Linked DNA regions of Homo sapiens: region 2 is linked to region 1. The links are chromatin loops, found by intact Hi-C in ENCODE. Cell type or tissue: mammary epithelial cell. All regions are shown on one strand. Links, peaks and the distances in the headings refer to the core of each region. The heading gives the core; the rest is flanking DNA.

Region 1 (5,423 bases), core at 1,652-4,151:
ACTCGAAAACCCAGGTCTCAATCCTCCCTGATTTTTCCAGAAACACCACTAGTATCCAATTCAGTAGGTCCCTATCATGGGCAGTGCGGGGGCGCCGGGCGTGGGCGACGCTCGTGTGTGACTCGCAGCTGGGCAGCCATCCCCGCGGGCGTCCTGGCTCCCCTTCCCTCTGAAAGCGCCGGGGCGGGCCAGCAGGGGGCGAGTTTCATTTCCGCACCGGAGACCCAGCCGGAATCACAAATGCCGCGAACTACACCCTCCTTTCCTGATCTGGCCAGGAGTCTGTGTCATTAAAACTCTCAGTTCTGCTTTTCCCTATATTAACATTATCTTCATTTTGAGCACATCACGTTCAGTGACAGAAAAGGAGATCCCATGAGTCACTGGAGGTAGACTTAAAATAGCTTAAGGATGATATTTCATGGATGTTAGTGACATCAGTCGAAGAAGCAGTGCTTTCAAAGAGCAGAATTCCTCATATTCACTCTTCGGATACCCAGCAGTTTTCCAGGTCTTGGTCTATACCCAGCCTTTTTCTTGGAGGAAGGTGCTCATCTTCCCACACAGGCTACACAGGGGGCAGGGAAAGTTGGGACAGGTGGCACAAGGCCATGTGAAGCCCCCCGTCCTCCTGCCGGGGCATCTTACATATTGCTGCCACTGCCGAGGGGGCATATCTGTGTATAGCTGCCCAGCAGAGTACAGGGAAGGTGTTATGTGGGAAGGAAGACTCCTGGGTGGGTAGGAGTTTGGGCTAAGTCCCTCCTGGTCCAGGTAACTTAGCTGGCCCCTGCAGATATGAGTGGTGGGAGACGGGATCCGGCGGGTGAGAGAGGGGAACCACAGAACCACAGGCTTTTCTCAGGTCGGGGAAAGACCTTAGAGATCACTTAGCTCAATGTCTTCTTTTCCTGACGCCCAGGGAAATTGTGAACAAATTCACCACCACAGAACTAGGCAAGTCCCCTGGTGGGCAAATGGACACCTTCACAGAAGCCATTTTCTTTCCTTGTGTATTATGTATCAAAGGCTAACTGTTTAACAAGCAACCCCGTGTCACAGTGGCTTAACACAAAACAAGTTATTTCTTGCTCTTGGACCACTGAAAGCGTTTCTTGGACAGCTTCCATGCAGTGATTCAGGGACCCAGGCACCTTTCATTCTGTGGCCCCACCATCCCTAAGGGCCTTAATGTTTGCTGCTGAGTACTCTGCATCTGGCTGTGACAGGTAGAGAGAGAGAATGAAGGACTGTGCAGGAGGTGGGCAGGCCTCACTGCCACTCACATTCCACTAGCTAGACGCCACTCTCAGGGCCAACCTTCCCCCAAGGGGAGCTGGGAAATGTAGTCCAGCTGTGTGCACAGGAAGCAGATAGGATGGCTCGGGGCAAGCACACAGCAGTGTCTGCCTCACCTATCTTCAAAGAAAACAGTCTTTGAGTTCTTTTGGGTTATTTACACTGGGTAGCAGAAGGCACATGATCTTTGGAGGTGGACAGACTTGGGTTTGGATATTGGCAGTGTGACCTTGGGCAAAGAAGTAACCTTTAGCCTCAGTTTGCTCAGCTGGTAAATGGGGCTATCTTGTGGGTATTACCTGAGGTAAGGAATGTAACTTGTCTATGTTACCACGTGGTCTCACATGTTTGTTTGTACAAACCAATGGGGCTGGGAGTATTGTTGGGGGAGGAGGAAACAGACTTCCTGTGTCCCATTTCCCCCACTCTGGATGGCAGCACTGCCCAACAGCTTCATTAGACGCCAAGAGTGGTGGCACTTTCTTCTGTCACTTGTTAAATTTCGATGTAGTTCATTCTAATCAATATGGGACTTTGGAAGGAAAAAAAGCATTCCCCAAACCCACAAGCAACCATTTTATTTGATTCATAAAAATTCAGTCACTGAGAAGGCAGTTCCAGCAAGAGAGTTTTGATCCTTCTTGCTCAGGCTGAGATGGTCACATCTAGAAAGCAGTGATTTTAAAATCCTATTTTCTTCTGAAAAAAAAAAAAATTTTTCTGAAGGGCAGTGAAAAGAGAAATAATCTAAGCTGAAGTGTCACTTTTCACTTATGGATATTGATGCTCTAAGACTAAATCTGGCTGACAGGAGTAAAGAGAACTGCCTTCTCATCATGGGTGAGACCCTGCAGGGTGAGATGTGGCTCAGGTATCATGGTGTGCCCAGGGACTGGCACATTAGGGGCTTCAATAAATATTTGCTGGTTAAATTAATAGGTGATTGAAGACAGTTACAGAAGTAATAACAACGAAAACAATTTTTTGGCCTGAAACGTCACTTTTTTTTTTTTTTTTTTGCGGGGTGGGTGGAGGGGAGGCAGTGGAATCCTGCATTTTAGTTTTTGGATTCCCTGAATGGTTTCTTCAATCATAAATGTTTGCTAAACACACACACACACACACACACACACACACACACACACACACACGCTCATACACGCTCATACACATGCCGACATTCTATAGGAAGGTAAAATAAAGAGGAAGCCCAATTGTGTCTGCCTTTTTAGGGCATTGTCCTTTAAAATAACCTTCCAAGCCTAGCTAGTTAAGCTTAGTGGCGATAAGATATTGAAAGCAATAAATAAATCCACATACGGATCTCAGAAGGTTAACAGTTTTTTAAGAAATTATTGTTCAAATCCAAGGGTAAAATGGCGCCTGAAATTACAAAACGTGGTCCTGTAGTGCCCTCTGGTGTCTTTTGCCTGGAATTGTCAAAGTCTGCCATTGCACCTAGCTCTAGTTATTAGCATAATCTTGATTTATTTGAGTCCGGGACTTTGGGGCCCTGGCTGATTTGGAGGGGAAGTGGGGGACGCAGGAAGCTGGGACTACTTTCTTTCAGGCCTTTTTTCAAATGGGTTACCAGCACAATGTAAAAATAATTTTATATTAACCCTGGTATAAGATTTAAAAATTGAAACGAATCATTATCTTGAAAAGAAGCCTTTTAGCTCCAAAAAATTATTGGCTTTTTTTCCAGAAGGCATATTATGCAGTTTCTTTTGTCCATTAAGCTATTCTTTGCAAATCAATTGGACAGAGGACATTTTTTAATTTCAGAAATTAATTATCACATGTAATAACTGAACCATTCTTTATTTTTTCTTGATACCCATTCAGTTAAATAAAAGACATGTGAGCTAGTCTATGAAATAGAATAAAGATTATGAATAAAATTAAAATATTCTAAAAGACAGTATTTTTTATGTTAAAAAAGTGTTGAAATTTATTCCATAAGGATGTTCATATTTTGAGGAAGGGGAAACTAGTCAAATTATACATATTTGGCAAGTGAAAATGGTGTAAGGCAATCACTGAGAGTTTTAGATTGTTAGTATTTGTTAATGAATCTGGCTTAACTCTAAATGCTGCAGCCAACATGGTAAAGTGCTATGAAAAAAGAAGGGTCTTCTTTCACCACCTTCTGTGAAGATGAAAGTCAATTTAATTCAATTTGTAGGTATTTAATGGGTGGCTCTGAGCACCAGGGACTGGGCTTAGGCCTGGCCTGGGTGGAATCCCTGACCCTCAGGAGCTCCAGGCCCAGGAGGGGGACATGTTGGCAACACCCGCCATTTGCAGTCCAGGGGATGCAGGCTGCGCTGGAAAGAGAGCATGCAGGAAGGAGCCTGTGAGATTGAAGGAATCAGGGGAGGCCTCCCTGGAGGACATGACCTTGGAAGATAGGAGTCAGCCAGGTGGGCAAGAGATGCAGGGCATCACAGACACAGGAAGGGCCAGCAGAGCACTTCTTTGGAGCAGGGATATGGAGGGGAGGAGAGGTCAACCTAGAGAGGGTCCCCAACATGCTCTACTGAGCCAAACAGTTTTATAACAAGAGCCTGGAGTGCTCTGCAGGGTTTAGGCCAGAGAGGGATACGTGCAGCCCAGTAGCCCAGAGAACATGGGTTGGAGGGGAGCCAGCTGAGGTTGACCACAGATTCTCAGTGGAAGGACAGTGCATGTCTCAAATTCTTCTCGCTTTGTGACAATAGTCACCAACGTTTATGAAGACCCTTGCAGGCAGGAGTGCAGAGCAGAGAAGAGACTGGAGCTTCGGCACTTGGCAAGACCTCCCTGAAAGGCTGGCTTGCCCACTGCCAACTTTGGGCGGGTTTCCTGACCTCTTGAAGCCTCAGTGTTTTCCCCAGTGAACTGGGCATGATGAAACTACTTTCCAGGATTGGAGAAGGTGTATAGGATGTGATTGGCAGAGGGGCTGGCACATTGCAAGTGCCTTGTAAATGATACTTGACTTTTATTAAAGGGAAAATGATTCACATCATAAAAGCTCGAGATCAAGCCAGGCCCCTGCATATAATCTCATGGCAACTCCAAACCATCTTATAGCATCTGGTTATGTATATTTTTATATGATTATACGATTAATGTCTGCTCCTTCTTCTAGCTCCACAAAGGCAGGACTGTGTCCTGCTGACAGCCCATGTGAACCTTGTCACCATGGTTCATGTGCATGGAAGGTGCTAGAAAATAGCCATCAAATGAAGGACAAGGAGAATGGCTGGGGACAGCTCTGCCAACATCTTCTTGCTTTGGTGATGACAGAACTAAAAAATGGTAAAGGAACCCAAATATTTCCCATAATACTGTGATTCTGGGACTGAAAACTTGTTTTGTAACGTACAGTTGAATTAGGGGCATTAGTGTCCTCATTCTAGCCAAGTGGGAGGACAAAGTAGTGGTTGACAGAACTGGCCTCTGAGTCAGAAAGACCTGGATTAGGGTTTCAGTTTCATCACCAACTTCTCTGCGCCTGCATTTGCTCATCTGCAGAATAGGGATGAGATGCTTTGTTTGCAGAGTCCTGAGGACTAAACAAGGCAACCTACTTAACACCCTTAGCACAAACTCAACTCCTGTTTTTAGGTGGTATTGATTATTGACTTTATGGATGAAAAATGTCTTTCAGATTCTGGTTCGCTGTTCTGTAGCACGGGAAAGACAAATAGTGGTTTCCATGTTTATTCTCTGCAGTAAAGAAAAATTATCCTGTATTCAGTTTTAAAGGTTTAAAAATCTCAAAAACAACAACTTCTCTGCATCTCTAAATTCACATCAAAATTTTTCAGTGTATTGACAGAAATTGTATATAGCTGTAATTAGTTAATACTATGTGCTGTTTTCAGGTTTTAGCATTGTTTGAATATATATGTGTGTATGTGTTTATGTATTTTTAGGAAGTAAATTAATTCATTCCTCTTTATACATAAATATAAAAATATTCATTTTTATACAAACATGGAAACAATGAGAGACTGAATGAGTTTGACTTCATTCCCATGCCAACCTAGTACTGGGTGCTGGGACTAAAATCCTGGTCTCTGGAGGGTTTTATGAGTAAGTTTGGTGTCGTTTAATTCTTTGTACAACGTCTT
Region 2 (3,899 bases), core at 1-2,500, 1.3 Mb before region 1:
GCGTCTGGGGCTCCTGTGCTAGTGTCTCTGAGCTCCCCGACCTCGGGACGCGGGGCTGCTGGGGAGGAAAGAGCCCTGGGCCGAGCCCCGTTTCGTGTCTGGGCGTCTCTGCCTAAGTCCCTCGCCAGTAAGTCCCGAAGGGCATCATCAAATCATCTCTGGCCAGTGGAAAGAGGGGGTCTAAGAGCTGGAGCCCGGCCTTGTCGCGGCCTCCCAAGCCGCCTCCCAGAACAGGAAGGAAGCTCGAGGAACAAAGGGGGCCCCAACAGAGCCCAGTCTCTCGGTCCCGCGTGTGCAACCGTCAGTGGAAGAGAAGCAGCCTCAGCCGAGGCGAGTTAACCTGGGCGCGGGTGGAACATTACAGCCCGGGGTAGGCTCCCGGCTCCGGATTCCCGCTCCCAGCCTCCGATAGCGCCCGCGTCGCCGCCACAGCAGCGTTCAGGACCCAACGAGGGGCCCAGGGCCATGGGAGCCGCCAGAGTCCTGGCTTCCAGACGTGCCAGGGGCGCCTGCAACGCCGGGCCTCCAGCGGGGAGACTCCACTTGCCTCTCAGCTATATTTGTGATTTACTTGAGTCTTTCGGAGCCGTGGAAAATAACTACAGAGATACTAGGCACTGCCAAGGAATGCTTCCATTATCGCCCTCATTTTACTCCTGGAGGTCTAAGCAAGACCCCAGTAACCCGCCCCACGGATCCCCAGACCCCAGGCAGCCTCTGTGGCTGCAGGGAGCCTGGGCCCACTCGCTGGGTTCAAGGAGAACCCTCCGACTTGGGGCCCGGCTGGCTCGAGGAACCGGACCCTGTGATGAAGATTTTCCAGGCTGGATACGTAAGCAAATCAAATCGCAAACTAATGACACGAAAACCATATTCACACGAAAGAAAAATCGACTACGGTTATAAAAGTGTATGGAATTTGACCTCGCCTTGGAGAAACACTACACAAAAGCTATCTTTAATAGACGCCTGTCATTTAAGAGCGGCAGGGACACTGTCCCTCATGCGCTCGCAAAAACAGAGCCGTAATTGTAGCTGCTGCTGCTGCGGGCAGGATTTATTTCTCCAATTGGCTAAATGGCTTTCCCCCTTCCCCGAAGGTGATATCTGTATTTTCAAAATTCAGAGCTGCTGGCAGGACGGTCAGTACCGACCCCAACCTCGACACAAAAATAAGAGGGGCTGCAAAACGGGGGAAATAAAGTTGTTGTAAATAAAATGCAAGTCACCACCTCCCCCCAATCCTCTGCATCCTCGCCGGGCGCGCGATCGGCAGCTGACGGCCTAACAATTGGTACATCCTAATGGAACTGCGAGGGAAATGCAATAATTTTGCCATAATGGGCTGTAACCTCAATTCGACCCCGGCCCTTGCAGCCCCCGGTCGGAAGCTGGGCGATGAGCCCTGCCTCCAGCGGGTGGCGCTCGAGTCCGGCTGAACGGCGGCAACTGGCGGCGGGCACGCGCCCGGGGCGCGCGCGCCACCCCCCTCGCCTCCACCCAACTCCCCTATTAGTGCACGAGTTTACCTCTAGAGGTCATCAGGCAGGATTTACGACTGGACAACAAAAGCACGTGATTCGAAGTCGTACCCCATATTTGGGTGCCTACGTAGGAGGGAACCAAGTACATGTCCCAGTCATTTCCATAATTCATCATAAATTGTGCAAGGGTGCTATAGACGCACAAACGACCGCGAGCCACAAATCAAGCACACATATCAAAAAACAAATGAGCTCTTATTTTGTAAACTCATTTTGCGGTCGCTATCCAAATGGCCCGGACTACCAGTTGCATAATTATGGAGATCATAGTTCCGTGAGCGAGCAATTCAGGGACTCGGCGAGCATGCACTCCGGCAGGTACGGCTACGGCTACAATGGCATGGATCTCAGCGTCGGCCGCTCGGGCTCCGGCCACTTTGGCTCCGGAGAGCGCGCCCGCAGCTACGCTGCCAGCGCCAGCGCGGCGCCCGCCGAGCCCAGGTACAGCCAGCCGGCCACGTCCACGCACTCTCCTCAGCCCGATCCGCTGCCCTGCTCCGCCGTGGCCCCCTCGCCCGGCAGCGACAGCCACCACGGCGGGAAAAACTCCCTAAGCAACTCCAGCGGCGCCTCGGCCGACGCCGGCAGCACCCACATCAGCAGCAGAGAGGGGGTTGGCACGGCGTCCGGAGCCGAGGAGGACGCCCCTGCCAGCAGCGAGCAGGCGAGTGCGCAGAGCGAGCCGAGCCCGGCGCCGCCCGCCCAACCCCAGATCTACCCCTGGATGCGCAAGCTGCACATAAGTCATGGTAAAGCCAGCCTTTTTCTAAATCCACGCGACCGCGGGGACGCGGCTCTCGGTCCCCCCTCTCTTCTCTGCCGCCCTCTCCCAGTCTCTCTTGGTCTCATTTCTCCCAGCCCTGCGGAGCTCTCCTTGCCGTTCTCCCTCCCCTGCCTTCCTCCTTCCTCCTCTTCTTTGCGAGCACCCTGCGCTCACAAATAGTGGGGGAAATGGGCGTTCTCTGGGACAGTTTAGACGTTGGAAGGGGGAGGAAGCAAAAAACCCCTCTGGAACCCCACGCCTTGGGACGCGCTCCCGGGTCAGGCCAGCCGAGCAAGGCGCAGAGAGGTAGAGGATGGCTGTAGCAGCCGTGAATCGGGCTTGTCACGGCGGATAATTTATGAGGAGGGCTACGCTGGGGAAACAGCGTTACTAATTACAGCCCCCGAAAAGGGGCTTGGGGGAAAGAATCGAGGCGAGAGCCTGCAGGATTCTGAATTTTGGGGGCAGGAGGGAGAGAGAAGGAAAGGGAAGAAAAAGAAAACAGGCTCCCCAACCCTGCAGGCTGGAAACGGGAGGCGGCTCTCGGGGCTGGAACTTTGAGGGAGGGTGACCCGAAGGCCACTTGGGCGCTCAGGAAAGGGCCTTGCTTCCTGGGTTTCTGTGCGGTGGGCAGCCTGGGAGGGCTGTGCCTCCCGATCGGGGCGCCCGGGGCAGGGCGGAGGGGGCAGGAGAGGGGCCAGGGAAAGCCGGAGTCCGCCGGGACACGGCCCCAGCCTCAGATGGGCAGATTGTTCCCAGGGTCCAAATCGTATTGTTTTCTTTCTAGAAAGGAAGAGAGAAGGAAATTCGGGAGGGGTGTGCGGGCTGGTAGGCAGAACTTGTTGAGCTTTTCGCCTGGGTTCCCTGCTCATGACCCAAGCTTGTCCCCCTGGCGGACTTTGGAAGACAGGAGTTGGTGGCTAAACCGCTGACTTTTCTATTGCAGACAACATAGGCGGCCCGGAAGGCAAAAGGGCCCGGACGGCCTACACGCGCTACCAGACCCTGGAGCTGGAGAAGGAGTTCCACTTCAACCGTTACCTGACCCGCAGAAGGAGGATTGAAATAGCACATGCTCTTTGCCTCTCCGAGAGACAAATTAAAATCTGGTTCCAAAACCGGAGAATGAAGTGGAAAAAAGATAATAAGCTGAAAAGCATGAGCATGGCCGCGGCAGGAGGGGCCTTCCGTCCCTGAGTATCTGAGCGTTTAAAGTACTGAGCAGTATTAGCGGATCCCGCGTAGTGTCAGTACTAAGGTGACTTTCTGAAACTCCCTTGTGTTCCTTCTGTGAAGAAGCCCTGTTCTCGTTGCCCTAATTCATCTTTTAATCATGAGCCTGTTTATTGCCATTATAGCGCCTGTATAAGTAGATCTGCTTTCTGTTCATCTCTTTGTCCTGAATGGCTTTGTCTTGAAAAAAAATAGATGTTTTAACTTATTTATATGAAGCAAGCTGTGTTACTTGAAGTAACTATAACAAAAAAAGAAAAGAGAAAAAAAAACACACAAAAAGTCCCCCTTCAATCTCGTTTAGTGCCAATGTTGTGTGTTGCACTCAAGTTGTTTAACTGTGCATGTGCGTGGAAGTG

Evidence for each region. Peaks named below come from ENCODE experiments on the same cell type or tissue, not always from the same donor. Only the 100,000 strongest peaks of a DNase experiment are listed, where the experiment ranks them.
Region 2: it touches region 1 in a loop (11-fold over the local background); 10 of 110 quality-filtered maps call a loop at or near these places.

What each region holds. Positions count from the first base shown.
Region 1 is chr7:25,890,305-25,895,727 of GRCh38, reverse strand. No RefSeq gene overlaps it. Among named protein-coding and RNA genes, the nearest start is that of MIR148A, 57 kb to the left of the region's middle. RefSeq lists enhancers at 379-468, 2,662-2,741. In mammary epithelial cell, for the core only: a CTCF peak has its summit at 2,723 (motif pointing left); a DNase peak (open chromatin) is centred at 2,677; H3K4me3 peaks cover 252 bases; H3K27ac peaks cover 305 bases.
Region 2 is chr7:27,141,440-27,145,338 of GRCh38, reverse strand. All of the region lies in intron 1 of HOXA3 (homeobox A3), which reads left to right. HOXA5 (homeobox A5) reads left to right here and starts at 1,658. Exons shown (of 2, transcript NM_019102.4): 1 at 1,658-2,293; 2 at 3,254-3,899. The coding sequence starts at 1,732. The coding sequence ends at 3,504. The region is part of intron 1 of HOXA-AS3 (HOXA cluster antisense RNA 3); the gene reads right to left. In mammary epithelial cell, for the core only: a CTCF peak has its summit at 1,407 (motif pointing right); DNase peaks (open chromatin) are centred at 268, 588, 898, 1,588 and 1 weaker place; H3K4me3 peaks cover 2,390 bases; H3K27ac peaks cover 2,408 bases.